Linked DNA regions of Mus musculus: all the other regions are linked to region 1. A link is a loop called in an ENCODE intact Hi-C map of the cell type or tissue named here. Cell type or tissue: heart. All regions are shown on one strand. Links, peaks and the distances in the headings refer to the core of each region. The heading gives the core; the rest is flanking DNA. Region 1 overlaps Shroom3 (shroom family member 3). Region 2 overlaps Shroom3 (shroom family member 3). Region 3 overlaps Shroom3 (shroom family member 3).

Region 1 (10,515 bases), core at 3,608-7,607:
AGGCAGGTGGCCACACCCGCCTAGCACCGGCATGGGTTTCTGGGCATCTGAACTCTGATCCTCACACTTAAACAACCAATGTTTAACCACTGAGCAATCTCCCAGCTTCAAGCCCGGTTTACTCTAAATAAGTTTTTTCTTCTTTATGTAAAAAGAGAGGGTTGAGACCTGACTGGCCAAGGGAAGTGAGTATTTAAGAGTCCAAGGTCTGTGCTTAATCCTTACAGGGAAGCTAAGAAAAGATATTATAAGCCGGGGTGGGGCTGGAGAGATGGCTCAGGGGTTAAAAACACTGACTGCTCTTCCAGAGATCCTGAGTTCAATTCCCAGCAACCACATGGTGGCTCACAACCATCTGTAATGAGATCTGATGCCTTTCTTCTGGTGTGTCTGAAGACAGTTACAGTGTACTCATCCATTCATAAAAATAAATAAATAAATCTTAAAAAAAAAATCTTATAAGCCAAGTTCTCAAGCATTTGCTTGAGAATAGAATATATATGTTCTATTTTTGCTTCTGTTTCCCTGCAGAAATGACTACTTTCAAACCCATCAGCACAACTGAATGGTTGTTGTTGTTGTTGTTGTTCATTATCTGTGATCCTTGACCAGAATGGTCACTTGTGCTCACAACTCTAAATCCAGTAGACAGAAAGACAACGGGACACGTGGCAGTCGCGTCGCTCCATAAATATTCGCTGCTTAAATTTTACACAAGAGAGAAGGGCCAGAGTAGGCAAGGGAACATGCCTTTCACAGAGAACCTGCCTTCGTTAGAAACCTACATTCCAGAAAACAAAACTCAGCCAGTGCCTTTTCGTGGGATTTAGTGGGACTGCCCTAAACCATCAGGGGTGGACACTGAACCTGAATAAACATACTTCAGGAGTCAACTTAGTGATGCACATGTCCCTGTGTTCAAAAACGTGTATACTCAGAGAGCTGGAGAGATGGCTCAGTGGTTAAGAGCACTAGCTGCTCTCTTCCAGAGGACCTGGGTTCAATTCCCAGCACCCACACGGCAGCTCACAACTGTCTGTAACTCCAGTTACAGATATCTGACACATTGGCCTGAAAGTGGTTTCCCTAGTGAGACAAAAGCAGAGACAGCGCACATGTTAAACTGCAACCACTACTTCTTTCCCTTCTGAGGTCCACAGTTGCCCGGATTCAAGAAATTCCCTCCTTGGGCACATATACTGTCACAATACAATTAATCTGTTGAAGTTCATTTCATCTATTAAAGGGCCAGGCTAAGAAGCTCATATTGTTACAAAGCGGGTGGGGAGGCATTCAGCTGCTGACTGGGTTATGAAGAACAACAAATGCCAGGAAATCACAACACTCTGACCATTTTTTTTTAATCAAACAATATTTTTAGTTTTGCCAATTATTTTGCTCACAGCTTCGAGCAACTAGTTTTAAACTTCCTTCTTAAAAAAAAAAAAAGCAAAGCATTCTGCCCCTGGGGAGGAAAAATGAAGACCTCAAAAGCAAGTACAAATTGCTCATTTAAAGAACAGAATTTAAGGATGCGGGGGCTTTTCTTCCTGAAACGCTCATCATTCTGCAGAAAGAATCTGAATCCTGTCCTGATTCTTCTTGGGCAGTGGAGCAATTTTGGGTTTTGTGTTAGTTAATTTTAATTTACAAAGAGGGGGGGCTCCATTCTTGAGACACCACCGTTGCTATGAGACTTCTAGGCCACAACAGATGGCCGCAAGAACAGTTCTCAGGCCAAGCCGGATCTCTGAAGCCCGCCACTCAGGCATACCATTAACATTCCTGGCATACCTTCAGAGACAGCACCCCAGGCCTCCTTCAGACTGGCTCTCCCGCAGCTCCTCTGTTGGCCTCTCTGGTCAAGGGACCCGGGTGGAAATTTGTTATAAATGACAGGATCATATGTTTTGGGGGGGGGGGGCTGGGGGGAAGGGTGTCACCTCACTTAGATGTGGCTCCAGGTGGGCACACCTGTGTATACACCCAAGGACACACCCCAGTGTAACCGATCATTTGTCTTTAAGCTTTGCCTCACACCAGGACACCGGTACTCTTCTTATGGAAGCAGATTTAGTGCCAGGACAGAAGGGCTAGGGGAGAGAAAAGTTGAAGAATTTCTAATTTTGTTTTTAAGAAAGAAAAGAAAAGAGAGAGAGGGAAGGAAGGAAGGAAGGAGAGAGAAATGAAAGGAAAGGAAGGAGAGAGAGTGAGAAAGAGAGAGAAAGGAAAGGAAGAAAGGAAGGAGAGAGAGGTTGAGAGAGAGAGGAAAGGGAGGAAGGAGGGAGGGAGGGAGAGAGAGAGAAAGAGAGAGAGAGAGAGAGAGAGAGAGCGCGCCAGGACCCAGGCCTGTTATCTCTACTTTCAGAGGCAAGTTCAATGTCATCTTCAGCCACTTAATAAGTTTGGAGGCAACTTGGGCTACATGAGGAAGAGAAGTGGCTGGTTTGTTTTATTCCACCTTGTTATCATAACTGAACAAATCACTCTGCTTTGTCCCTTTCTCTGTCTTCCAAAGTTGGATAATGATCCTGACCTACCTGCTATCAGATGAAGAAGTCAGTGAGGCGTGATTAATGAGCAACTGAGAAATTGTGGCCTAAAAGTAAGGTCACTAAACCCTCAGCTACCAAGAAGCAAAAGATAAGGGCAGAAGCTGGCTGCTCGCCTCCCCTTGGCGTCCAGCTCCTGAGCCCACCACCTGTGTGGCTGTCTCCCAGTGCTGACCCGAAGGCTTCACAGTCCCAGGTGGCGAGCTGTACTGCTCACGCTCATGCTGAAGTTTTGGGACCCAGTAAAAAATAAAAAACAAAGCAAGCCATAGCTTCTCGGGTGGAGTTCATTTACATTCCATCCCAGAGTTTTCTTGGCCTGCAGTGCAAAAGCAAAGTTGTCCTTGGAGCCTGTCGCCAGGGCTCACCTGACCATGCAGGGACCGCAGAGCCAAGTCCCAGTTTCCTTCTGTGCATCTGGCTGGGGAAGGGAGGGAGGGGGAGCTCTCCTGTCTGTGGGGTTAGTGGATTTGCCATAGATGCACAGCCGCCTTGGCTTTGGCTTTCACCCCAGAATCCAGTCTGTCCATCTTACTTAGGTCTTTTGCCTTCCAAAATCTCCCATCTGAGATGACAATTTCCCAACTATCCCAGAATAGAACCATTTGAATTATTGTGTGGTCTGTTTGTTTGTTTGTTTGTTTATAAAAGCATGCCTTAGAAAGATTTGGTCTAATCAGATGCCAGTCGGTGACATTTTAATCAAGTCCAGGTGTGTGTGTGTGTGTGTGCGGGGGGGGGGGGGTGGGGGGGGGGTGGGGGGGTGCTATGTCCAGGCTGGCTGAACCTCAGTTTACCTATCAGATGCCTTGGCTGAATCACGCAGAGGACTCTGGCCAGCTATTCAGCTGAACTCCTGGGCCTCCCTTGCTCTCAACGAGCAGGCACCGCGGCAGAGGCAGAGGAAAGTGGTTTAAGAGGAAGTATCTGCCAGCTGTAGCCTTCTGTTCATAGGGCTGAACCTTTCAAGCCAGCCAGTGGGGCGCACCATGTGGGGAGGGGGCTGGGCAGTTCTATTGAGCTCCATTGTGTGCTGTCCACAGCACCACACAGCCAAGGAGGGAGTGAGCAGGCATTCCACAGCTCCAGGAAGGAGACTTTTAAAAATGGTTGTCTCCGGGGAAACAATAAATTTAGATACTTAATCCCCACACACCCCCAATCTAGCTCTCTAAAGATACTGTTCTTGGAATGAAGTCGCTATGTGTCCACCCCAGTTACTCTACTGATTGCGTTCAGTTATATATTTCTGGTGCCCTCCTACTCGGCACAAATGTACAGGGACTTTCTAAGCACAGTTTGAAATGTAGAGACAAAGTTTTTCAATTGACTTTCTCCTGTCTGTGTCTTTTAAAAACATTGAGATTTTTAATGGTGACATTTTTTTTTAAATACTGACTAAATATTGCATTGATTCCTTCCAATACAAAACTGACCGACCCTTATTTCTGGACATCGCTTTTGATTTCTACATTTTCTTGGTCGTAATTCATAAGCCAGGGGTGGAATTTTAAAATAAAATTCATCCTCTACTTTGCTTTCAGTGCTCATTTCTTCCCAGTCTCCCAGCACCTGGTATTATCTTACTACCTACACATCAACCTACATACCAAACTCTCATCAACCAAACGCACACATGTTATAGCAATGTGCCTGTTGGCGGTGACATCTTACCTGACAAGTGATGTCACTGCTAGGGCTTTTCCCAGTCAAAGCAGTCGTATTTAGTATTTACATTCATTACCTGCACGTTGCTGCTACAGAGAAATGCTTTTATAAAGATAGGCTAGCTAACAGCACAGATGGGAAACTCCAACTGATTAAACCGCTGGAGAAGGCACATGGCGGGATGATTAACATAGCGTTTCTGCTTGAAGCTTCTCACCTTCCTCTGCCTTCATCTCTCTTCCCCACCGTGGTTTATACTACTTGACTAGAGTCTCTGGGAACTGGTAAACAGCTCCCTTCATGGAAGGGCTCAACATCACTTGAGGATCCCTTGACTTATAAAAGGACCCCTACCTATTTGTCAACTATTTTCATTAAAAACAAATTAAAACCCGAGATTAAACTACCTCCTGCTAGTCAGAGCAAGACAGGCAGCACTGGTTTCGAACCCGAGAATCTTTTCACCAACTCCTCAGATAACAAGTGCTCTAACTTAGGATGGTCCTGGAAGGACTTGTGGGAAGCAGAGACAGGACCCACCATTCCTAAGCATCTTCACTACTCCAGTTTAGATGCTTGGTTTGAGTCTTAACTTCTGGAACACAGGGAGGGGCACACCCCAGCCCGGTGATACCGTCCCATCCCCTCCCTAAGTCACCTGTGCTGAATAAACCTGGAACCGAGACGAGCCCTCCCTTCACACCAGCTGAAGCTAAAGAGAACGGAAAAACAGCTCACATCAGAATAGGAAGCATGGAGGTCAGACCCTGGAGCCACCAAGTCGTCCAGCCTCAGTTTGCATTTTCTCAAAAGTCGGTATATAGATCTGTTTGCTTTAATTAAAAGTCCCTTTACTCTCACAGAGTGAATTCTCATCCAGTGGCAGTAAGTGTACGGCGTGGTGAGGGTCGCTGCAATCTGTTAGGTCCCTCTCACCCTTTACTGGCATATCTGCCAGCTGGATAAGTCGGTTTCATCAGAAAGGCTCTGTCTCTCCTTAGTTTATAGTCTCCATACTGGTATTTCTGTCGAGATCACTGTAGAAGTAACGTCGGGGAGAAATAACCGACTTAAACAGACCTTACCTCACAGAAGTGGAAACTCAGGTATCTCCATTGTCCTCAGTGATCTGCTGGATGCGTCTGTCCGGCGTGACACACAGTCGAGCTGGTCCACCCGGCCTTGGGGCCTTGGGCAGGTGGCACAGAGGCCGACTGCAGGCTGGAGAGCCAGCTCTAGGGAGGCAGAGCTAAGACACAGGTGTCTGACACCAGGCACCTCAGCTCCTGGAACCTGCGCTGCCCTGATTAGCTAAGTACAAAGGCGGTTCGAATTACTGCCTCTCCCCAGCCAATCGCCTGCTGGCCTGGCTGACAGGAGCAGGCCCCCTGATGTCAGGGACGTCCGCTCACTGGCTAGAACCAAGAGAGCCGGTTTCTACCGTGCCCGCGGGCAACCCTGCTCCAGGCACCTTAGAACTGTTTGTCCGGTAAAGAACTCTCTCTCTGCCCGCCCACGGCGCCGCCCCAGGGTCCTCAAACACTCAAACCCGCTGTGCAACGAAGGCAAGGCCAAGCTCTTTCTCGCCTCCTCTGCCTGGTTCTGGACGCCCAGATCCCTGTGCAGCTGATGGAACTCCATTTTTTTTTTTTTATTAGCTACAGCTTTTTGCAAGCGAGACTTTCTTACAGAAACTGGGAGACAAGGAGACACAAATACAAAGAAAGATCTTTTTACAGTCACCGTTCTGAACAATGAAATCCAATATTGGAGGGGGAAAAAAATCACCTCAGATGTGAAAACAGATAAAACTCCAACGAAGTGGGCACCGCATCCCACTGTGGGCAGGGCTGTCCCGGACACCCTAAAACCCAGCCAGCTGAAGCCATTGTACGCCCTTGAAATGGCAATCCTTTGCAGCTGTATGGCTAGGCAGCGCTTGATTCAAGTTTGGTATTTGCCCCAGACTGTAGGGGTCAGCTTAACAGTAACCATAGACACAAAGAAAGAGAGAACAGCGCACACAGAAAAAAAAAAACCAAGTGCGCCTGAGTTCCTGGGTATGCAAATGGCTTTTCATTTGTCTGGGATGCTATGGTGTGTGTGTGTGTGTGTGTGTGTGTGTGTGTGTGTGTGTGTGTGTATGTAGGGAACATTGAAATTTCACAGACAATTCATGAACTTCCTTGAAAAAGAATGGAGATTGATTTCAGATTATTTCTTAGGTGAGAGGAAACGGAACAAACGTGCAGATGCCCTACCGCTCTCACAAGACATCGCAAGGCACACTCCGTAGCAAGCACAGTTCAGACACGGGGAAAGTCTAAAGTGTCCCCAAGATGTCAGTGTGCTTCAGAGATGAGAGAAAGATCACTTAAAGACGTTCTCTGCACCGTTTGTCTCTCCTGACCACTCGACCCCCAGAGCTACTTTTAGCTCTTACTGTGAAATGCAAGGAGTGGGATGCAAGTAGGTTACAATCAGAGCTCTGGTTGGGGCAACCAGATAAGTCTGATAAAAATCTTATCAGAAAAAGAGAACTTCTGGTAGGTTTTGCATTATAGAGATAGTCTTACTTTGGAAAAAACAAAAACAAAAAACAAAAACCAGCCTTCTGGGGTGGGGGGATAGCCTAGTGATACAATACTTGTTCAGCCAGAGTGAGAAAGGTGGAGTTGGATTCCCAGCAAACACATATGCGCGCGCGCGCGCGCACACACACACACACACACACACACACACACACACACACACAACCTACTCCTACCTTTCCTTTTAGAAAGGCGAAGTTGAGCTGGGTGTGGTGGCACAAGCCTTTAAACTCAGCATTCAGAGGCAGGCAGATCTCTCTATGAGTTCAAGGCCAGCCTGGTCAACAAAGCAAGTTCCAGGACAGCCAGGCCTACACCAAGAAGCCCTGTCAAAACAAACCAAAAATGGTCTTGTTTTCCTTTCCCTATCTTATGGCCTCCTCAAGGGCCACGTCTGAGTAGTACCCCCTTCTTAACCCTGGTCTGTCAGAGCTCAAGAGCATCCAGGTTCTGATTAATCTTGAATGTGTCCAATTTTACAGCTTCCCGCTTGCTGACCAAGTCCTCATCTCCAACTCCAGGGTGCAGAATGACCAGTGGTTATGGCTGATATCTGTCTCTCCCCAGCAGCCTTCTAGTGGGAATGCCATTCCTCAAACAACAATATTCCCAGGGGTGGGGTGGGGTTGAAGGGGGCTCAAATCCTCTCAAGTCAACAGCCATGGCCTGCTAGTCTGGCTCTGTTGGCCATAGCTCCCTTACGTTGAGAGCTTGCTTAGCATGTGTGAGGTTCTGGGTTAAGCCTCCAGTGGGTGTGGTGATGGTGGGGGTTGCCCCATCACAGAAGGAGATCGCAGCATGTGACCTCTGACTTTGGTCCACTACAAAAGCAACAACAATTGCTTGTGGTTAAACCTGTAGTTCACCACAGTTGTCACCGTGTGTGCCATAGTGACGGTCTTGAATCATCAGTATAACACTGTAATTACTAGTCCAACCTTAAAAACGAGGAAGGTAAGAGTAACCTGTTAAGCATTTAATAGCATGTAGGGCAAGGAACAGCAGGGAACAGGCGGGTCTCCTGTGGGAGATGACCCCAAAGCCCACACACCCCCTGTGATTCAGACTGACATTCACTAGTGACGCCACACAACCTGCTAAATGCCTCCGTTTCTTTTTCTCTGATATGGACACCTATCTGATGTGGGGACTGGGGATGATAATATCAGTAACCCACTCAACACAATCCCTTAGAGAAAGGGCTGTTCTCCCCTCCTTCATCACAACCAAAGGCAACAGAGTGTGTCTCTTCACTCTCAGTAGTCATAGGTAGTCAGGTTGTCTCTCACAGGCGGGACACCAAAGCCTGGGGTCCTCCAGTCAGGTAGCTGTGGCTCTCATAGAGTATGTGTCTCTCAGAGCTTGTGAGTCAGAGGCTGCCTTCAGAGTGATAATCCTGGTGTGTGTGTTGGGGGGTGTACGTGTATGTACATGCACAAGTATGTATGAGTGCACGTGCGTGTGTGTGTGTGTGTGTGTGTGTGTGTGTGTGCGCACATGCACGTTTCAGGAAGAGTCTTAGGAAGAGTCTAATAGACTAAAGTAATGGACTGAGCCACTGGGAGTCCTACCTTGAAAAGCATTAATGAAGTTCTCAAGAGGGTAGTTATTATATACATATATGTTTACATATATTATATTTATATTAATACAAATTCATATTAATATATCTCCATTAATGTTATATTACTAAAAGATAATATTGTACTAATTTTCATAAATTTATACTAATATAAATTAATTTTTATGGCTGGCATGGTGACACACACCTTTAATCTCAGCACTCAGGATGCCAGGTGGACTGGACTGTATTTAGTTATAGCAATGGAAAGTTATCAAGTACAGACACCCTTCACAGTCACCATAAACAACTTTGATACAGACAAGCTTCTCACATTGGAATGTATAGGAATCTTCTTCATTTAGCAGAGGAACCGGACACACAGGACTGCTTGCTTCCCTGCCCACCAACCATAGCTCAGGTAAGACCTGCTCTCACAAGCCGGGCATGATGGCGCACCTAGGTGAGTCTTTGACAGAATATGATGTTTTTATTTTTCCTTTTCCCTAAAAGCCAGTAGCCCCTGGACTGTGGCATACCCTATTTTCCGAGCACCTTTTCAAAAACAAACTGAAAGGCTGGAGAGTTTCATGTTACCTTGTGATGGACGGCCTCGACTGAAGGATTTTCCTTAATGATTTGCACAGGTCCCTCGGGGTGCCCGTTTACAATTAGAGTTGAGGGTCCTCGGTGGGAAAGCTGCACCAAGAGCAAAAGCCTGGCTGCTTCACTCGCTTTCTCCTCTTTGGCTGAACTCAGCACGTTTACCTTTCTCTAGGAGTTGGGGGCAGGTGGAGTTTGTATGTAAGGTGGATTTGGATGCCTGTCAGCCCTCTTGACTGCATGCTTATGACATATTCCCAAAGCTCAAAGACCTGTCCGTCAGTAGGTTTTTTGAAAATGAGAAGTTTGTTCTTAATACTCTCTGGTGGAACGTAAGGAATTTTATGAATGGGGGAGACAGAAAAAGCCTCTTGGCATCTGATCTGCTTTCCTTTTTCTAGAGCATTGGCCAACTTCTAACATGCTATGCACAGTCCACATGTAACTGTCTGCATGTTGTATGTACTGCCTGTTGCCTGTGCTCACAAGAATGTCAGCTTCTTTAGGACAAGCATGCTTGGTTATTGTGTTTGAGTCCTGGGTACATACAGCAATTGCTGGCTTATATTAGATGCTTATTCAGTAGATTAGGCATTATTTAAAAAAAAAAAATCAGACCGGGCAGTGGTGGCACATGCCTTTAATCCCAGCACTTGGGAGGCAGACAGGCGAATTTCTGAGTTTGAGGCCAGCCTGGTCTACAGGATGAGTTCCAGGGCTACACAGAGAAACCCTGTCTCGAAAAACAAAAACAAAGCAAAACAAAACAAAAACAAAAAAAAATCAGTAAAAGGTTCAGAAGAAATATTTTTCACATATCACTTATAGAATTCACAGTGTGTGTATGTGTTTGTGTGTGCACACATAGACATATTCATGTGGGTGTGTGGGTATGAGTGTATGTGAAAGCAAGAAGGCTATGTCTAGCTGGGGAGTGGTAGTGGTGGCGCACACCTTTGATCCCAGCACTTGGGAGGCAGAGGAAGGCAGATCTCTGAGTTAGAGGCCAGCCTGGTTTTCAGAGTGAGTTCTAGGACAGCCAGGGTTACATAGAGAAACCCTATCTTGAAAAACAAAAACAAAACCAACAACAAAAGTCTATGTCCAGTACTCTTCCTTGGTTACTCTCTACCTCCCTCTTTCTTTTTTAAGATCCTGTCTCTCACTGACCCCAGATGAGTTCCCAAGGCCCTGCATGTCTCTGTTCCCAACCCCAAGCACTGGCTAACAGATGCATAGGTTTTTCCTAAGTGCTTAGGATCCGTCTTCATGCTCCGGTGCCTGTCACCAACTTAGCCACTCCCCCAGCTGCTGTGCTGTGTCTGTGGAAGACAGAAGCATTGTCAAATGGATCACAATAGTGAGAGTGACAAGGGCCACGGGAATGATGATGTGCAGCTGAGAAAAGGCTTCGGTTCCAACCGTGGTGGCTTTCAGAATGAGCTCAGTTGAACTTCGGGAGCGCTCACATGCAGGCTCCCAGCTGAAAGGAAACTGACCATGGAGCTGGGAGAGGAACCTGGTGAGCTCATCTGGTCTC
Region 2 (10,515 bases), core at 3,500-7,499, 63 kb after region 1:
TCAAAGACTGGGACTGGAGGAGCTGTGGGTTCCCTATTCCACATTCATCAGTTAGGTCTCTATCTTCTCAGCCAGACGGAATTCCTCCAGGGCAGACACCTAAGTCTTTTTTTTTTTTTTTTTTTTTTTTTTTTTTTTTTTGGATACACATTGCCTACCACAGTTTGCGGCTCGTCTGAAATGCTCACTAAATATCGCAGGATTCTTTCCTTGCCAGTGTGGGAAGTTCGAGTGGTGTCTACTACCAGACAGAGTAGCTGCAGGAAAACAAACTATTCCCTGGGGCAGACAGAACTGGCTACATAGCAGGTGAATGAGCTCACAAACCACAGCTGGAGGTAGGCAAGCAGGGTGTAGTGCCCAGATGGGAAGAAACCACCAGTACTCACATGGAGACTAAGAGACAGGAGGAATAGAGTGGCTTAGACCACTTACCTTCCAAACATCTATCTCCTACTGGCCAAAGCCTACCAGTGGCCAATTGCCTCAAAGATGGAAGAGCATAGTCTACCATGAGGTTGCTTATCAAGACAAGGTATATTATGTAAAATAATAATCTCAACCCAGACTCTTCATTTACATCTGACATGGAATGTAGTAGGATTTCAAATTTGGGGGAGGGGGATTTATTCTTCTCAAGGGAATGGGATCAAAAGGTTTATACTTTCCCAGCTATTTACCGCAAAAGGAAGGAAGCCTTTAAGAGTGAGTTGGCAGACAGAGCTGGAGTTTGTTCCAAAGGCTGTCATATTACATACATCTAGGATGGCCTGGTCTTCCTGGAAAGAGCGCTAGTTTGATGGTCATCCCCACAGCTCTGGCATTCCCTTCATGCACTGGGGTGAGAGGTAGGTTACACTCAGACATTTTTTTTCCCCAACACAAACTAGATGGTACGGCTGATGGAGAGCTATGTGGACCAGACATCCCACCAGTTGGTGAGTGCCCTGCTGAATGCCTTGCATTTAATCTCCATGATGAAAATGTAATTATGACTGACAGATGAGAAAGCTGGGAGGTTTCATCTTCTACATATTATGGCAGTCATCAAGGGGAGTCCTCCAATCTCCCTGCACATCTAAAAACCACTTCACCTTGCACTAAAGGGAGAGCTCTGTACACAGGGCCAATTTAAAAAGTGTTTCGAGTGAGATTCACTTGTAGGTTGTTTCCTCAAAGAGGACATTTTTTTTATGCTGCAGGGTTCCAAATCAAGTTATCTGCAAGTTATTATAAAATCTCTACAAATATCTCCACATGGACATGACTTTGTCTATCCACATTGGACTCATTCTCCCTATTTTAGTGAAAGGGTAACCTTCTTATTCCCCAAGCCAATTGTTTCGTTTGAGATAAAATCTCTCTCTCTCTCTCTCTCTCTCTCTCTCTCTCTCTATATATATATATATATATATATATATATATATATATATATTTGTTTATTGGTTTTCCGAGACAGGGTTTCTCTGTGTAGCCCTGGCTGTCCTGGAACTCACTTTGTAGACCAGGCTGGCCTCGAACTCAGATAAAATCTCTTTCTATGCTTCCCAGACTGATTTTGAACTCCCAAACCATCTCACCCTCCCAAGTAGCTAGAATCACAAGCGTTCTCCTGGCTGTATTAGTTTGTTTGCTTTTTTGATGCAAGATATTGAGCTGGGGCCGGGTGTTGGTGGCGCACGCCTTTAATCCCAGCACTTGGGAGGCAGAGGCAGGTGGATTTCTGAGTTCGAGGCCAGCCTGGTCTACAAAGTGAGTTCCAGGACAGCCAGGGCTACACAGAGAAACCCTGTCTCAAAAAAAAAACCAAAAAAAAAAAAAAAAAAGATATTGAGCTGGGTCTTACAAATACAAATCTGTTAAATCCATATCCGACTACTGAATTATATCTTAGGATTGAATTTTCAAATGTTCCCCCAAAATTATTTCAGGGTCACTTTTTGGATAATGTTTTAATAATAATCCTGTAGCCAGGCAGTGGTGGCATATACCTTTAATCCCAACATTCAGGAATTCGAGGCAAGTAGATCTCTGTGAATTCAAGGACAGCTTGGTGTACAGAGAGAGTTCCAGAACAGCCAGAACTACACAGAAAAACCTTGTTTCTAAAAACCAAATCTATCTATCTATCTATCTATCTATCTATCTATCTATCTATCTATCTACCTATCTATCTATTATATATAATAGAGAAAATCCTATACTGCCATTGTTTTAAAAAATCCAACATATGTTACATTCAGAATACTGAAATCAGAAATTGCAAAGTTAAGCAAACATTATTGCTATTGGTCACAACTCAGGAAACGGTGTCACAGTGTCCATATCAACATGAGAGAGCAAGTACATGCCTCAGCAAATTTCCTGCTCTTATATGTCTGAGTCTACTTCCCCTAAACACTACATGCTCAGTGCCAGGTCCCCAGAGCACTGTTCATGTGACAGCACAGGGAGGCACTTTTACGCTGGGGCACTTGTCAATCTGCTCCTGGATGCTCCACACTCAGTTCCATGGAATCCTGCATGAACTTGAGTCGGAAAGCTCACGAGGCTTTACCCAGAGACAAACTCTCTCCCTGGATCTCTTCTCCAGTTACACTCTCTACCTGGTGTTTGTAGCTTCTTCTTCTAGAACAGCAGGCACATTGCCTGCCTATAAAAGACAACAGCAGAGACTGAAGGCAGCCACACACACACATCTTCCTCCTGTTTGGTGGGAGTTGGCTAAGGAAAGCCCTGAACTGGGGTTACAAGCCTATGAAGACGAGATACAGCCTGAAGGATGAAGTCAGGCTGTGCTGTCCACTGACCTTCTAGAAGCCGATGTAGCCTAATGCTACAACCATAACTTGCAGGATGTTCATGAAGCTGATGACATAGGAAGAGAGAAATGGATAAGAGCTGTGACTTGACAGCCTCCAAGTGTGTAGCTAGACTTTACCCTGTGTCAGTCTGCACCACGTAAGAAACCACAGAAGCCACCAGAGTTTTTTCCAAATGCCTTCTGGTTTGTCCTGCAAGCAATACTACTTACAGACAGGGCCTTTCTCGTCCTCACTTTTATTTTAATAAGGGCTGAGGCAGAAACTTAAAAAACATGTTATACAAATACTCCAGCAATGAGATAACCTACAAACCTATGTCTTCTTTTCACCGTTACAAATGAGAACTTCACTTGGATGTGGTGGCTCAAACCTTCAATCCCAGCACCCTGGAGGCAGAGGTAGAAAATCTCTACGAGTTCCTTGAGGCCAGACTGGTCTACACAGTGGGTTCCAGGACAGTCAGGGCTACAAGGAGGAACACTGCCTCACAAAACAAAACAAAACAAAACAAAACAAAACAAAATCACACACACAAAATTAGGAAAAAGAAAAGCCGGCCACCTGCAGTACACGTGGGCTTGGTGCCTTGAACTGACTTAGGAGACACTCAATACCCTAGGGTCTCCATCAAAATTTAGGCTTAAATATCCATCGTAGCCTTAAATATCCTTATATCACTTTGTCTGTAGGGAACCCTTGAGTAGAGAAAACAAGGAGACCCCAGGGTGCTGGAGACGGAATAATGAATAATGAAGGAGAGTAAAGAGTCAGGGTGGCAGCTGCTTCCAGGTAAAAAACCCCAGGGATGCAAGCAACGGAAACTTCAGTTGGTTTGGGGAATCTCAGAATAAGACTCGGGCCTCAGCTCCCCACTGGAAATTCTGTAAGGAAATATCCCCAGAGATCTGTAGGTCAATATGAGTTTCTGTTAGAGTAACAATAGTCACAGGCGTGTTCATGGAGAGTGCACCAGATAGATAATTCCATCTCATGCTTCTCCCATGCCCACGCATCCGATGGAAGAGCCCCTGTGGTCTCTTCATGGCTCCCCACATCCTCCTTGTCCATTTGAGCGAGAGTTTGGCTAAGAAAATGCCAGAAGGTTGGAAATGCTCTGACAAATTGTAGACTAGGAGCAGAAAGCTGGGTGAGACTGTGAGCATTAGCTGGGGGGTGGAACGTGGGGCAGAATCCAAAGTGAAAGCTATGTTACAAGACATGTCCGCACAGGGGGACTTCATAGCCTCTGGTGTTGCAATCTTACATGGGAAGCTGCAGAACCATGAATGGCAAGAAAAGGAATATTCTGAATGGACTAAGAACTCATAAAAGATAGAGTTTTAAGCAAGAAGTAAGTGAATTTATCTTCAATCAGAAAAGACAAAGTTTTCTGTTAATAAGCAGAAGTTAGGGCTTATGAGTAAATTTAATTCAATTGCAGGGAAATAAAATGACTTCTTAGCTCACCTGACACTTGGCATTGTGCAACTTTATTCCTGCCTGGGTTCACACATTTTGGTATAAATTAGTTTATCGTTACTCGGATGTTTTTGCCTCACGTTTCAGAATGAGTTAAATTCTCTCTTAAGCAAACTTTATCTTCAGTTCAGAAGGTAGGACTAACCTTTTAGAAGATGCAGTGATAACATTTCAGTTGTTGCCCCCTTGTCTGTCCTCAAATCCTTCATTGCAAACACTCATGGCGTTTAAATCCACAGAGCAATTAATCCCACCACCCTGCTGCTGGAATCAACTCTGAAAGGCAAGCCTGGGCCAAGCAGCCCTTGACAACCCCCTGTCTGCTCAACCACTCCTGGGCCCTGTAGACAGCCCTGTGGACCCTCTTCAGGAGTTGTAGGAAGAAAGAGCTGCTTTGGGGAGATGAATTCTGAAACACTGGAGCCGGCCTCAGATAGAAATTGATACCACATGGGCTGGAGAGATGGCCCAGCTGTCAAGCACACCAATTGCCCTTCCAAAGGACCCGGGTTCAATTCCCAGCATCCACACAGCAGCTCACACCTGTCTGTAACTCCAGTACCAGGGCTTCTAGCACCATCACACAGACAAATGTGCAGCCAAAACACCAATATATATTAAATAAGAAAATAAGTAAATAAAAAAATTTGAAGCCATACAAAGCAAAGCATGTCTGGAAATTTGCAACCCTGACTTTTTCACTTCTGAACTGTTTAGAGCAGAATTATCAAGGTCTTATATTGTCTCACCCAGCTGAAGTTGATTTTTAATTATATGTAGGGGAGGAAAAAAACAACAACAACCTTCAAATGTTATATTTGGAGAAGGCAATTTTCTCAGTTCCTAAATCTAAACAGATGATCTCAGCTTATAATAGTTACATCATCCCTCAGTCCTTTGTTGTAGGAAGGTAGTCACTGAGGAAATTCAACAGTGAAACAAAAGGAAAGTTCTGGACGCGGGATGAACTCAGCTGGTTGACTGCTTGGCCAGCATGCCTGAAAACCTAGGGTTCCATGCCCAACACCTCATAAAGCAGGTACGGTAGCATACACATGTAATCCCAGCACCCTGGAGGGAGAGGCTGGAAGGTCAGACATTGAAAATAGCATCCTTAGTTACACAGGGAGTTTGAGGCCAGCTGGGGATATAATGAATATAAGAATATAAGAATGTAAGAATAAAATAAGAACGGGAGGGAAGAATGGAGGGAGGGGTAGGGAGGGAAGGGACATTCTAATAAGTGAGAAACCCAGTCTTTTGTATTTCCATTCTCCATATTTATCTGCCAACAGCTGTGTCACACTTCTAATGACCCCTGTACAGTGGGTCTGTCTTTTCTCCTCTTTCCATCCTCATTTTTTTCTTCCTTGGGGTTAAGAGAGAGCGGAAGGAGAAAGCAAGGATAGAAAGGCATGTAGGCTGGCATCTGCTGCCATCCCTGCCTCTGCTCAGCTGGGCAGAGCAGTCCTTATTAGCTCTTACATAAAACTAAGAATGTGTGCTCCTATTATTCGGGGATATTGGGTGACCACAAGAGGACAATCCATTCCACAAATTCCACTGCCCCTCATGACCAGGTGACGCAAGCTCTAGCACACAGGGCAGGTTGATTGTTTGCTCTGTCAAGGATATCTCAGCTGGCAGCCCTCACCCAGACTCCCCTTTCCTATCACTCCTGGGCTCTTCCGGTAATCTCTCTGACCAGAGTTTAGAACAAGCCAGTGAACAGGGAGGGCACTTATCAAGGGCAAACGTTTACTTTATGATGTGGCAGTTAAAAATAACCTTCCAGAAACACTGACTGCCAAGTGAAGGCTATTGTCCTGGTGGGTAGTACACCTAATACTTCCTCCTGTGGCTGGCTCGCCCACATTTCCATATTTCCTTGCCATCTACTGCTGCAAACTGGTGACGTTCAAAGGAGACCAGGATTTTTCAGAGGGTCCTGTTTCCAGAGTCCACTACTGTATTAGTTACTTTTTTTTTTTTTAATATGTGATAAGGCAACATGACCAAGACAACTTGAAAAAGAAACAGCTTGTGAGGGCTTACAGCCCCACCCAGAGCGTGAGTCCATGGCCTTGATGTAAGGAGTACAGCATCAGGCAGGCAGGCATGGTACAGGAACAGTAGCTGAAAGCTTACATGCCTAGCCATAAAAATGAGGCAGAGGGAGCTAACGGGAAATGGCATGGGCCTTTGAAACCTCAAAGCCCACCCCCAGGGACACACCTCCTCCAATATGGCCACACTTCCTAATCCTTCCCAAATAGTTCCACCAACTTGGGACTGAGTATTCAAATAATAAATGAGCTTATAGATGCCATTTTCATTCAGACTACCACACCGACTTTCCCATTTGTTCAGGATAAGAGACACATCACACTGGTTGGTACACTAGAGGCAGGGGTGAGGGTGGGGAATGCACAGCAACTACCTAGCTTCTATATTTTCACAATACATGTGGGTCCAGGGAAAGATGTCTAATTTCTAAACCTTTCATGCAGTCCACAACATATCCTGAGGTCAAGAAGAAGCTTAGACACAAAATCTAGGCTGATTCTGGGGGTCAGGAAATGGCTGAGGAAGCAGAGAGTCAGAAAAACCATCTGCACTGTGCTACGGGGAAGGTGTGGCTGTGCTGAGTAATGAAAGATTGGGCTGATGTCCATGTGGAAGCAATGATGGCCTTGGAATCCACAACTGACAGTGCTCTGAAGGATACTGCACAAAGAACTTGGAGCTGGAACATGCCCATAGCCCCAGCGCACTCCCGAGACCAAGGCAGCAGCTGATTTTGAGGTCCACTTGGGCTATACAGCAAGTTCAAGGCCAGCCAGGGCTACACGGTAAGACTTTATCTCAGACAAAACAATTTGCAAACTGCTTTAAGAGAAGAATCAGAGGTGCTCAGTTAAAAGCACTAGTTGCTCTTAACCCAGCGTGGTGGCACACGCCTTTTATCTCAGCACTTGGGAGGCAGTTGCAGGTAGATCTCTGTGAGTTCCAGGACAGCCTGGTTTACAGAGTGGATTTCAGGGCAGCCAAGGCTATTTATAGAGACCCTGCCTAAAAACACACAAGCAAACAAACAAACATATGAACACACAAGCTGGCTGCTTTTCTAGAGGACCTGGGTTTGATTCCTAGCATCATACGACAGCTCACAGCCATTGGTAACCCCAGTTATCTGACAAGGTATCTGACACCCTCTTATGGCTCCTTAGGTACCAGACATGCACATGGTTCACAGGCAAACAAAGCACCCATATACATAAAAAATAAAAATCCTAAAAAGAAAACAATCCCATTAGAAAATAGGCAAAAGATGTGAAGGACTTATCGTAAATACATAAAAACATATTCAACATCATTGGTCATTAGGGAAATGCAAATTAAAACCACACTGCGGTGTCATTACACAGCTGCTAAAATAATTAAAATAAAAGTTTTATCAAATTCTGGCAAATATGGGAGAAACCTAAAATGTGATCATCAGTCACTCTGGAAATAGTTTAGTAGCTTCTTTGAAAATCAAACATATACTTATCCTATGATCCAGCAAATGTTCTCCCGGAGAATTAAGTCAGAGAGATGGAAATTCATGCACACGTAATGATCTGTTTATGCCTCCCATCAGTTTGTAATAGTAATAGTAGTAATAATAGTAATAGCACAAGCTGTAAACTGCCAAGATATCCCTCAAAAGTTAAATGGTCAAACAAACTGTTGAACATTCAAACCATGAAATATTTATTACTCAGAAATTTAAGGGAATATTTGTATAACATTTTTTAAATGACAAAATTAGAAATAGAAGACACAACATGGTGGTCAGGGGTTAGGGATGGGGACGATAAGGGGTGGGTAGATTGTACAACTATAGTGCAAGGGAGACATTTACTATATGTAACAGTTTTGTGTCCTGGCTGTGCTACATGGAACTACATGTGTACATCATACCAGCATCAAATCCTTGGCTTTGATATTGTTCTATAATTATGTAAGATTGAGCCATCAGGTAAAAGGCACACCAGATCGCTGGTAGTATCATGCCCAACATTCTATATCACAATTAGTTTTACATTTCAATTATATTTTATTTTCTGATACAAGGTCTCATGTATTCCAGGCTGGCCTCAAACTTGGAATATAGGCTAGGATGACTCTGCATTTCTGATCTCCCCTCCTTTGCTTACCAAGTGCTGGGATTAGAGGCATGTGCCACTGTTCTCTGTTTATCTGGTGCTAGAGAGAAACCCAAGGCATCATGTATGTGACACAAATACTTTACTAACCTTACTACATTGTCAGCCCTAAAACTCAATCTGGATGCTGCAAACTTCTGTGGCTTAGACCCTTCCACATGGACCAACTAATTATTTCCTGTCAGCTGTGCCCAGGTTTCCATCATTGTCCAGCCAGGGCCAGGATTAGCAGTTACTGTACCCCTGACTCTATCAGGCTAGATGTGTACTGGGCTGAGATGCTGGGCTCATCTGGAAGGAGGGAGGCTGGGGAATAACACAGAGCAGATATTAATAGCATTCTCACCTGTAAAACAGAACTAGGAGGTGGGGAAAGAAGCCAGTGACAGAGGAAACGGTTTCTGCCTGAATTCAGGTATGTCCATCTTTGGACCACTGTTTCTAGAAGCCTCCATGCAGGTTAAATTCCACAGCCAGAGCCTGTGGAGGGCCGGTCTCACACCGAGGTATGGGGAAGAGATGCCCCCCCCACCCAAACCCAAGCTCTCAGGAACTGTCCATGTGCCCAGGAACGATGAATGGCATGAACATCTGTTTCCCTGGAGTTCTGGCCATGAAGTTATAGAAGCTGCTCTTGAAAGGGTTGGTGCTGAAACCAAACACCCTCCCACACAGGTGTATGGAGCAGGGAGTACTGTTTCATTAATTATGTTAGGATTCCAGTCCAGAGAGTCAATAAGGCTATGGTCCGCTCTCTGCACATTCCAGCCATTGATGACCCTTTTGGGCATGAGAATTCCCTCTGGTGTGCCTGTGTTTTGGCATCCTTTTGGAAAGCTAACTCATGTCTCTGTTCCTGTCCTTCACAAGCAGACTTCCCTGGATTTTGCCTTGCCTGGCTGATGCCTGTCTCTCCCTTGGCTCTCACCATGGCCTGAAAATGTCCAAGGTTCCCTCTCTCTTTTATTGTGTAGGTCCTGCCTCATCATCTCCATGACGACGAGGCTCTTCCCACTTAGTGGAGTCCTGTGTGCCCTAGGACTTGCTTCACCCATCACTGCTGCTCCCTGGTGACCATTCCAACCCTCGGATGAATCCTTCTCCTGGGTATACACCAAAGTCTCTCTTCAGATAAAACCAAAAATTTTCCTATAACCCTCTGCTTTCCATTAACGACTGCCTGATCTCCCCCTTGCTAAGTCTTACTTCTCATCTGGCTTGCTCCATTGTCCCACCAACTTTAGAGCTATTTATTTCCAGGCTTCTCCACCTCTCCCAACCCCCAAACCCCACCACTAGCCCTCAAACAAACCATTTGTCCAGGTCACAGGTCCCCTAAAGTTCCACAGCCTATTGGTGTTCGTGATAAAAGCCCAGCTTCTCTATAGAATGCTTCCTGCCTGTCTCCAACTTCCATTCCTGCACCAAACACTCTGGGCATCTGGCACCTCCCCAGACCAGCCACACCCTGGCAGCTGACCCCTCCATGGTCCCGAAGAATCTTTGTGCTCTCACTCCTCACAGAAATGCATTCTAAGTTCCTAAGCTGTGCCACCTCTGCTTCCCACCCCCCACAGCCCTGCACAGATACCACCATAGCACCTGCCCTAAAACACCCTGAAGGCAAAGGGATAGTTTTCTTGGTTATTATAACGGAATTACACACACACACACACACACACACACACACACACACACACACCACACCCAGTTTTTATTTTGAAGGATTTTTTTTTAATATCCCAAACCTTTGAAAGGGAAAGGTCCAGTGAAACTTGTGGACTCTTCACCATTTAAGGCTGGGAAAGTAGCTAAGCGGTAGAGCATTCCTCATGTACATGTGGTCCTAGGTGTGATCTCTAACATGGAAAAAGAAAATACCCCATGTTGCTACACTATGCATGTTCCTTTCCCGTCTCATCTTTAGAGTAATTATATTGGTGCTCTGTCTTAGTCAGGGTTTCTATTCCTGCACAAACATCATGACCAAGAAGCAAGCT
Region 3 (10,515 bases), core at 3,790-7,789, 51 kb after region 1:
ATTTTCTTAGTCATCACCGTGAGCCTCCAATATTTACAAGCTGTAGGAGATTCCAGAGGCCAGAAAGATACCGGAGCACCAACCAGCAGAAGGGTTTCTTCACTCTGTGGTTCTCAACAATGATTTGTTTACTTACCATCTCTCAGAGGCCATATGGTGGTTAAACTTTACAGCCAGATGGTAGCGTTCAAATCCTCCCCCAGGCTGAGAAGTTATGTGACCTTCAACAAGTTATTTGAGCTCTCTGACCTGTTCCCTTCATATGAGATAAAGCTAGAAATACTTCACAGAATTGTTAAGAGTATTAAGTCAAGGAATGCATGTAAGGCATGCAGGAAAACAGCCCAGTGAACACTAAGAATATTCAGTCATTTGAATTTTCCTTTGTAAATCAGGAATGCAAATACTTTTCGGTAGCCAGCAGTAAAAGATTGGAAATGTGTTATAAAACACTTGAAGTTTTTTGTTTGTTTGTTTGTTTTTACGTTTTTGCTAGGCAAAGACTCTACCACTGAACCACACACACCTCTAGCCCAATTTAAAACAAACAAACAAACAAACAAAACACCCCAAACCACTGAGAAGTGTTACAAGGTATAGCTAAGTTAGTGATCACAGTGGCTCCGTCAATTCAGAAATCAGCTAAATCACTTAGCTGATGCCTAGAGAGAGCATCCGATCAGACATGGACCCTGGAAGTGCAGGCAGGTGGAACAACAGAAGTCACAGAGGCAAGGAAGAGAAGACATCGTGTTTTCCACCTGTTAGGATACTGAGGACCCATTCTCACCAGCATATACGAACATTTTGTCAACCGTAACACTAAGAGAGCAATATTAAATAAGATGTCTATGCTGGCTACAATTATGTCAACTTGGCACAAGCTAGAGTCATTTGGGAAAAAGGACTCTCATTTGAGAAAATGGCCCTACCAGTTGTCCTGTGGGGGAGACTGCAGTGCATTCTCTTCATTCATGATTGATGGTTTATATGGGAGGGTCCAGCTCACTGTGGCTGATGGATCTGGGTGCTATGTGGGGTGAGCAAGTCATGAGGAAAAACCATGGGTGCCTGCCTCCAGGTCCTTGTCTGGAGTTCCCGCCTTAGATTCCCTAGATGAAAGATTATAACCCCTTCCTCTCCAGGGTGGTTCTGGTCCTGTTGTTTTATAACAGCAATAGAAACTCTAATTAAGACCACGCCCAAGTCGACAGTTATAAATACGCAGAGCCAAAATTCAAATTTGGACTTAGACCTGAAGCCAAAGTACATCACAGCCTTCCCATTCGAGTCTAAACAGGCAACCCTTTAACAAATGGAGGCAGAAACTTCCCTGGTGTAATTAAACACTGGAGGCTAGTGGTGGGTGGGAAGCTGCACACTGATCAGCATAGCCCTCCAGCCACCTTCAGGGCAACATGTCTTGGTAAAACTACTGGAAACGAAGTCATTATATAGTCTCTGGACACCTAGGCCTTCAAAGTCCCCTCTACCACACCCAGCACCATCTACAGAAAGGAGTCCACAAATAGACAGCAGTGCCAGCGGTAGAGCAGACACACACTGTGTGGATGAACGAACAGAGGAAATAAACACAGGCTCCAGGTCCTTAAGAATTTCTCTGAGTCCTTTAGACCCAAATTCCAGACTTCCTCTAACCACCCTTTGGCTTTGAACTTCCTGTTATCAGAATTCCGTTCCACTCCCCAGCCCTACTCCCACACCCCAACCCCACACACAAGGCTTCCTGTGGTATCCACAAGCCCTCAGGTCCACCTCCTCATTCCATGGAGACTTCTCTCTCCTGCATCACCGGCAGACTTACTGCCAGGATGACTCTTGCTCCCACTGTAGATGCCCATGACCTATAGACCCCTCTAACACTGTCTTCCCGGGCTCCCTGCCTAGGTAGCTTCCATATGCACTTCCAGGTCAGGCTCTCACTCTGCACACCACTAATATGCCGTCCCTGTCTTAACATCAAAGGTTTCTCTGACCACCTCCGCTTATCTTGGCTTACGTTGGCTTTATGATGTAACTTAGATGCTGTAAAGGTCACTCACCCTTGTAAAATACACAACCTATTGGGGCTCTAGTTTATTCATGGAGTTGTACAAACACCATCATAAGTGACTTTGGAATATTTTTTTAAAGGGTGATTGTCTTTCTCCCTTTTTTCTTAAGGAGTTATTTATTTATTTAATGTATATGAGCACACTGTCGCTCTCTTCAGACACACCAGAAGAGGGCATCAGATCTCATTACAGATGGTTGTGACCACCATGTAGTTGCTGGGAATTGAACTCAGGACCTCTGGAAGAGCAGTCAGTGCACTTAACCGCTGAGCCATCTCTCCAGCCCCGTTTGGAATATTTTTATCACTCTCCCTAGAACCACCATGTCTATAGGCACAAGCCCCCAGCTCATCTTCCCACTGCTGTCAGCTCCACAAAAGTCTACTTAAAATGATCTTAATTTTAATGGCTATGTGTGAGTGCCTGCATGAATCCACGTGCACCACCACGCATAGCTGGTACCTTCAGAGGTCAGGAGAGGATGTTGGATGCCTTGGAACTAGAGTTACAGGCAGGTGTAAGCTGCCACATGGGTGCTGGAAACCAAATCTGGGTCCTCTGCAAGAGCAGCAAGCCAGCCTTTTCTTCCGCCCCTTCAAGTCTGCTTTATCACCTTGCCTAGTCAGGATATTTTATATCATATAGTACATGGCCTTTGGTGGCTGGCTTCTTTCACTTACCTTCTTCACAATACCTTCAAGGATCATTCAGACTTTAGCACAAACAAATTGCTTTTTTACTATACTAAATGGTATTCCGTGAATGGATAGAGGCATTTGGGTCATTTCTACTTTGTGAGTCCTCTGAAGTAAATACTCTGCTCCTAAACTAAAGGGGACTTAAAGTAGACTGTGTAACAAACCTATTAAAACCTATCTTTACTTTCTGATGCCTTCCATATAACCTCCTCTAAGCCCCTCTCCTGCCTTAGAGACTCTGGCACCCACTCTGTTATCAACCCTCAGAGTGGTCAGGCCACGCCCCGCTACAGCTGCGCCTCTCCTCACTGTCACGGTCCATCTTCCCTTACATTCTGTCAGAGTTCTGGGAGGTCCTTGGCTTTGCCCTACTCTTGGGGTTCTGGTGGCCCTTTGTCCTTGCTCGGTTCTTTGTCTACACCCAGGTCCTGGCCCCTCTTTTGTGACCTCCGGCACTTTTCAGAACCTCTGTTCCTTTTTTCCCATCACCCTGACAAGCCTATGCGTTTCTTCTGGACCTCAGTTCATTATGCTGATCTCTGAGTTCACCCATTTTCCTTTTGCAAACCAAGGCTTACAAAGACGCCCTCCTTCCCCGTCTTTCCCTCCCTACTCTGGGCCCACTTGACTTAAACAAATACCTTCTTCTGTGGATGACACTCAGTCTTTGCCATCCAAGGATTCCTGGGTTAATATTAACAGCGTTATTAATAGCAGAGCCAAAATTCAAATCCAGAATTGAGGTCAAAATCATCATAACCCTCCTAACTGAATTCTAAACCAGGCAGCCTTTTACCAAACAGAGGCAGATGCTTGATGGTGTAACTAAGCAACCAAGGCCAGGATGACACTTGGTCATCTATCATAGACTAGACTTATAGGATGCCTTTTGCCATGTATTAAGGTCAAATTTTTCCTATATCAGAATAAGGAGGTGATAATTGATTACTAGACATTCATGGTTGAATCCTCTGTTTTAAAAGATTTATTATTTATTTTTATGTATATGAGCACCCTATCTGTAGGTACACCTACATGCCAGAAGAGAGCATCAGATCCATTTTATAGATAGTCCTGAGCCACCATGTGGGTGCTGGGACTCGAACTCAGGACCTCTGGAAGATCAGCCAGCACTCTTAACCTCTGAGCCATCTCTCCAGCCTCCCCTGGAAATTCTTATCTTGCAGGTCCTACATTAAAGCTCAGATGCAATGAGGCCTCTAGCACAGCCCCAGAGTCTGGCAGGTACCCAGTAGGCAGCTGACTGTGCTGGCAGTGTGACTTTTCATGAGCTGATGTAGGAAAAGATAAAGACGAAGCTGCTAAGGTGGGAGATGCAGAGTGTACTAGTCTTAATGCTGCCACACACACACACACACACACACACACACACACACACCCCTCTGACATCTCCAGGCCTGCTTGTTCTCAGCCTCCACACCTCCACTGCCCTCTTTGAGACGTCATACTTTTCATGTGCCTCTGCTAAATGTTGTGGAACTCAATGATCTCCTATCCAGCCCACACATGGGATTCCTCCTCTTTCTTCTATGGTCCATTGGAGAAAGTAACTGCTTGGCACTGGACAAAAGAACTAGCCAGCACAGGTGGTGTGCTGATTGAAAAGGGATATCCAGACTTCCTGGGAGGGAATAGGAGATGTGGTCTTGTTGGATGAGGTCGAAGGAAGTAGGAAGTATGCCACTGGGGGTGGGGTTTTAAGGTTTCAAGAACCCAAGTCAGTCCCCGTGGCTCTCTCTTCCTACTGGCTGCTGACCTGGATGTGGAACTTTTAGTTCCTTCTCCAGCACCATGTCTGCCTGCCTGCGGCCATGCTTTCTGCACTGATGACAGCAGACCAAACCTCTGAAACGGTATAAAGCCCCAATTAAACACTTTCCTTATTAAGAGTCGTATGGTCACGGTGTCTCTTCACAGCAATAGAACAATGGCTAAGTCAGGTGATGAATTTATTTGTTGATGTGACTATGTCTTACAGTATGAAGAAAGGAACTAAAAATAAAAGGGAAACAGAAGGAAAAAATGCTAGAAAGATGCAAGGATGGAAATGACATGCCTTCAGTAAACAAGACTTTGTGTCTAGAGGTCAAGATGGCTGAGTATGTTTCCAGAATGGGAAAGAAAACTGGCGAGCCCAATCAAGCCACCAAGGCTGAGTAGGTTTTATGAGACATGTGCCAGATAACACTTGGATATGCTAAGCAAGATTTATTTTAAAGTATCTGGATTTGGCTAGAGAGAGGTAAGAGCACTGGTTGCTCTTTTAGGAGACTTGGGTTCAATTCCCAACACCTACATGACAGTCTCAAGCATCTATAACTCCAGGCTCAGGGGATCTGATGCCCTCTTCTGGCCTCTCCTGGCACCACAAACATGTGGTGTACAAGCATACATTCAGATGATGTATCTACACACAAGATGAAAAAAAAACTACATATTGGATTTTACCTAAGCTTTATATAAATATTACACAGTAGCTAAAAGTGCCAGAACAGAGTAAATGGCCTTCTGGGTGTTCAATAACTATACTTGGAGCCCTATATATGTGCAGAGAGATTAAAAGAGACAATATTTTGACCCTTTCTCTCCAATATCAACTAGGTTCCAGAGGACTAAGTGATGTCTCTTAAAATGTCCTATATCCCTGGGGAGCCACCTGTCCTTTTGTTCAGGAAGGCCATGGAAACCCTGCCAAGTGATCTCTAACCAGTGTCCACTCTACAAAGAGGAAGGTCTACACAGGAAGAATTTCCTCCATCATGCTTCCAAGTGAAGCCACACTCTGGCTAGTTTCATATCAACTGGACACACGCTTTAGTCACGAGAGGACAGAATATCAACTGAGAAAATGTCTCCATAAGATCAGGCCACAAGCAAGCCTGTAGAACATTTTCTTAATAAGTGACTGACAGGGGAGGCCCAGTCCATTGTGGGTGGAGCCACCCGGGGCTGGTCATCCCAGGCTCTATAAGAAAGCAGGCTGAGGGGCTGGAGAGATGGCTCAGTGGTTAAGAGCACCGACTGCTCTCCCAGAGGTCCTGAGTTCATATCCCAGCAACCACATGGTGGCTCACAAACATCCATAATGAGATCTGATGCCCTCTTCTGGTGCTAATGAAGACAGCTACAGTGTACTTAGATATAATAATAAATAAATCTTTTAAAAAATTCCAGTGTGAATATTAAATAAACTATTAAAGGAAGAAAGAAAGGAAGAAAGAAAGAAAGAAAGAAAGAAAGAAAGAAAGAAAGAAAGAAAGAAAGCAGGCTGAGTAAGCCATGAGAAGCAAGCCAGTAACCAGCACCCCTCTGTGGTCTCTACATTAGCTCCTGCCTCCAGGTTTCCGCCCACTTTGGGCTCCAGCCTAGACGTCTGTCTTAGTTAGGGTTTTACTGCTGTGAAGAGACACCATGACCAAGGCAAGTCTTATAAAGGACAACATCGAATTGGGGCTGTCTTATAGGTTCAGAGGTTCAGTCCAGTATCATCAAGGCAGGAACATGAACATGGCAGCATCCAGGCAAGCATGGTACAGGAGGAGCTGAGAGTTCTACATCTTCATCGGAAGGCTGCCAACAGAATACTGGTTCCCAGGCACCTGGGACAAGGGTGTTAAAGCCCACACCTACTCCAACAATGCCACACCTCCCAACAGTGCCACTCTCTAGGCAAACCATCACAGCTTCCCACAGTGGACTGTGATTCAGGATATATAAGCCAATTAAACCCTTTCCTTCACAAGTTTCCATTGGGAAACAATATCCAAAAATTTTAATAATTGATAATATAAAGCAAATAATGGGGCTACTGACATGTGAGGTAATTACAACCATTTCAGGTATAATCAAATTAAAGAACTCTCGCCCCTTTCCTAGCCATAAGCATATTGTTGTTTTTATATTTATTCCTGATAATTCTGCTTATGTCTCCTTGCTTTACAATATTTACAACTCAGACTAAAGCCATGCTATGTCAGTTCATTTTCTGTTCCTGTGGTAAAATACTATGACCAAGGAAGGCAGTTTATAGGAGGGAGTTCATTTTCGCTTATGGCTACAGAGCGTTAGAGTTCATAATGGGAGGGACATCATGGCTTCAGGAGGCAGATATGGTGGCCAGACCAGGAAGCTGAGAGCTCATGTCTTCAAAGCCACAGGCACAAAATAGATAGATAGATAGATAGATAGATAGATAGATAGATAGATAGATAGATAGATAGAGACAGAGAGAGACAGGGAGACAGAGAGACAGAGAGAAAGACAGAGACAGAGTGAGCTCAAACGAGAAGGCTTTTGACATACTCTAGTGATATACTTCCTTCAAGACTGCACCTCCTAAGCCCTCCTAAACAGCACCACCAAATGGAGAACAAGTATTCAGATATCTGAGCCTACATGGGACATTCTCATTCAAACCATTACATATGCCAAACACCACCACCCTCTCATTGCTTAACTGCTGGAAAGCTGGACTTCAGGATCTTCATCAGGAAAGCGTTAAATCCTTTCCAACGCTAGTGCCGGTGTTATTAATGGCAGGACCTCGTGTACTCAACTCTTGTCTTAATTTCACCTACTCTTGTTTACAGTTGATTCATACTCAAGTGGTCCCAGGACAATCTAATTCTGAGTGTCCTTGATCACCCTCCAGGGCCTGAAAGTCAACATGAGTAAAGACCCTAAACTTCCCTACACCCCCAAAGCCAGCTAGAGCAGTCAGATAAATATTCTAAATGATTTTAGGGTCACAACTCTTGAGAGGAGAGTGGTAGGTAGCTAGACAGATGTTAGCAGGTTTGGAGATCATTGAGGAAGAAACCCCCTTCTTTACAGAATCCTCCCCATTTCAAGAACCCTCTAATGAGGATGTCAAGTTAGAAATGAACATACCAGTCCACTGTGTACCTTTCTCCCTATCTATAGAAACAAAGTCTAGGACACTAGCCATGACTCTGAGAAGTTGTTCAATTTTTGTTAAATAGTGACAATTTCCCAAAACCATAGTAATCAGCATTCTAGAACCAAAGTCTAAATTCTCACTGTACCCTACCCTTGCAGGCCGCTGAAGATACTGTCTGTAAGGTATGTTCATTGCTCACCTGATATTCTTTTACTCACACTTATTAGTCTTCTACTCCTAGCAGCTGTCAGTCTCAGGTCAGGAAAGGGCAGCAGCTTTCCAACCTCCTTTTCTGTAACCCTTCCTACCTCCTAACTACCTGGGCTTCTAAGTGGAAGACTAACTCTGATTTTTTTTTTTTTTTTTTTGTTTTTCGAGACAGGGTTTCTCTGTGTAGCCCTGGCTGTCCTGGCACTCACTTTGTAGACCAGGCTGGCCTCGAACTCAGAAATCTGCCTGCCTTTGTGCTGGGATTAAAGGCATGCGCCACCACGCCCGGTTAACTCTGATTTTTACAGATACCATCTGCATAGCTTTTTTTCACCCACGAAATGCCCACACTGTCTTGAAAAACAGTTTAGGAGCCAGAGCAATGCCTCATCCACTGTTTAAGAGCACACAAGGCTTCTCTTCTAGAGGAATTGAGCTTGGCTCCCAGCACCAGCATCCGGCAGCTCACAACTGCCTGCCAGGGCAGCCGCAGGGAATCTGACACTGTCTTCTGGCATCTGTGAGCACCTGCACCCAGGTGCACATGCCCACACATTGTCTTACAAATATACATGTCTGTTGAGGTAAATCTCCAATCCAAATATGCCCTGGCAATGTAAACACAACACAATTAATATGAATACATGCTGTGTACCTAGATTGGGTAGATCTACTGCTACACTACCAGCTTCCCTATCTATGAGACCCCTTAAAACTTGCGGAATCTCCAGGCCGTGTGCTTCTGCTCTGCTTTTCTTCTTCTTCCTCCTCTCCTTGCTCTCTCTCAAACCTCCTTCTTGTCTTTTTGCTCCTCTACCCAATTGTCAGCTCTCCTTTATTTTACAAATTAAGGTGGGAAGCAGGTTTACAGGAAATCACCTGAGTGCTGACTCATTCCTTGTTTGCAGCCACTCATAGAACGGAATTAACATCAAATATAATCAGCTCCAGAGCTATCCACAACACACGTCATTTAAAAATTTTAATATATTTTAAATTTTAAAATAAATAAAGAGCCATCTAGTGGTTCTTAACCTACTTCAAAGCTCATGAATTTGTTTTTACTATGTAGCCCAGGCTGATCTTGAACTCTTAGGTTTAAGCAATCATCTTCCATTTCAGCTTCACACTTTTAATGGTCTTCTGGGCTGACCACAGTCTTCTAGTCTGTTCTGTCTCTCCATAATGTCTTTTCCAACTCTCCCTGCCCCAGGGTTTTTTCACATTAGTCTCACTTCTTCCCTGAGACCCTCCACAGAACTCCCAATCATGAGATGAGACAGAGACTGGAATAGCAGGGAGGAGGAAAGAGAAAAAGATATGCAAACTCTGAGGTTCTCCTAAGGCCAGCGACCTGTTACTTTGATTTAATTATTACAACCTAGGAGATGAGGATAATTGCAATTACTTTACAATTAACAGGGACACAGACTGGGATTAAAGTCATAGTTTTGTTTTGTTTTTTGTTTGTTTGTTTTAAAGTCTCTAGTCATTGTCAAATATCCAATGAAAAGTCTAGCCCAGGGCTAAGGAGATTGCTCAATGGCTAATAGTTCTTACAGAACTTAAGGTTCCTATAGGGGGCCAGAGTTTGCTTCCCAGCACCCATGTTAGGGGGCCTTCAACCACCTTCAGCTCCAGTGGACCTGACACCCTTTTCTAGCCTCTGAGAACATGTTTTCATATGTATCAATTCCATATAGACACACAAAAATACATACATACACATACATACACACATGGAATTTAAATGGTGTCATCATATAATAGGAGAGACAAAACCCCAATTAGACATTTTATGCCATCAAATAGAACCTCCAGGGCAAGGAATGGATTGCATGTTGTTGAGTCATTGGCCAAAAGTTCAATAGATGCCTCCTACCCGTAAATACCACAAACTATTTTAAGGGCATTTATTAGTCTCCACAATCTGATGATAAGGCGGTGTTGCTGAAAGCAACACTTACTTATGTCACAGAATGGGAAAAATCAAGTTGGTGCCCAACTAGAAGCTTAATCTCCCACTGACTAGTGTTCATGGTACCAGAAAGTATCCTGTACAACACCAGAGGAGAAAAATAATAACCAATATTGCCCAGCTACAAAGCCTGTGATCTACAACAGTATCCAGGGCATTCATGTGCAATACTGGCACAAACGTTACAGGAATAACCAACCACTTTTTGGTTGGACTTAAGGCCACTCCATGAGACAAAATCTATACCTGACACTGCTAAAGAGGTAAAAAAACTGAGGCTAATATGTTATGGACCTAGAAAAAATTCTAATATTATCCTGATAAGGAAAATCATAAAAAATGACTCCTACTAACATATTGCTATACACATAGATGAGTGTATCACTCAGCTCTCATTAGAGAAGCCGCTTCTTGCAGTAGATGGGAATTAACACAGAGACCAATTAGCACTGGACAAAGAGCAGAGAGCAAGAGAGTCCTAAATGGCATGTCTTCATCAAACCCCTCCCCTCAGGGTCAGGGATCTCTGCAGAAGAGGAAGTGGAAAGATTGTTAGAGCCAGGGGTAAATGATGTCTCCAAGGTTACAGCACCTTTCAGACACAACAGGACTGATGCACATATGAACCCTGAG

The links. Peaks named below come from ENCODE experiments on the same cell type or tissue, not always from the same donor. Only the 100,000 strongest peaks of a DNase experiment are listed, where the experiment ranks them.
Region 2: it touches region 1 in a loop (5-fold over the local background); 4 of 42 quality-filtered maps call a loop at or near these places.
Region 3: a loop joins it to region 1, with 2.1 times the contacts of the local background. A loop is called at or near these places in 5 of 42 quality-filtered maps.

What each region holds. Positions count from the first base shown.
Region 1 is chr5:92,804,352-92,814,866 of GRCm38, reverse strand. The region is part of intron 2 of Shroom3 (shroom family member 3); the gene reads right to left. Among named protein-coding and RNA genes, the nearest start is that of Mir1961, 21 kb to the right of the region's middle. In heart, for the core only: no CTCF peak of the experiment used is centred there; a DNase peak (open chromatin) is centred at 5,576; H3K4me3 peaks cover 2,145 bases; H3K27ac peaks cover 2,752 bases.
Region 2 is chr5:92,741,463-92,751,977 of GRCm38, reverse strand. The region is part of intron 1 of Shroom3 (shroom family member 3); the gene reads right to left. Among named protein-coding and RNA genes, the nearest start is that of Mir1961, 42 kb to the left of the region's middle. In heart, for the core only: no CTCF peak of the experiment used is centred there; a DNase peak (open chromatin) is centred at 5,937; H3K27ac peaks cover 2,580 bases.
Region 3 is chr5:92,753,334-92,763,848 of GRCm38, reverse strand. The region is part of intron 1 of Shroom3 (shroom family member 3); the gene reads right to left. Among named protein-coding and RNA genes, the nearest start is that of Mir1961, 30 kb to the left of the region's middle. In heart, for the core only: CTCF peaks have their summits at 5,153 (motif pointing left) and 5,878 (motif pointing left); no DNase peak of the experiment used is centred there.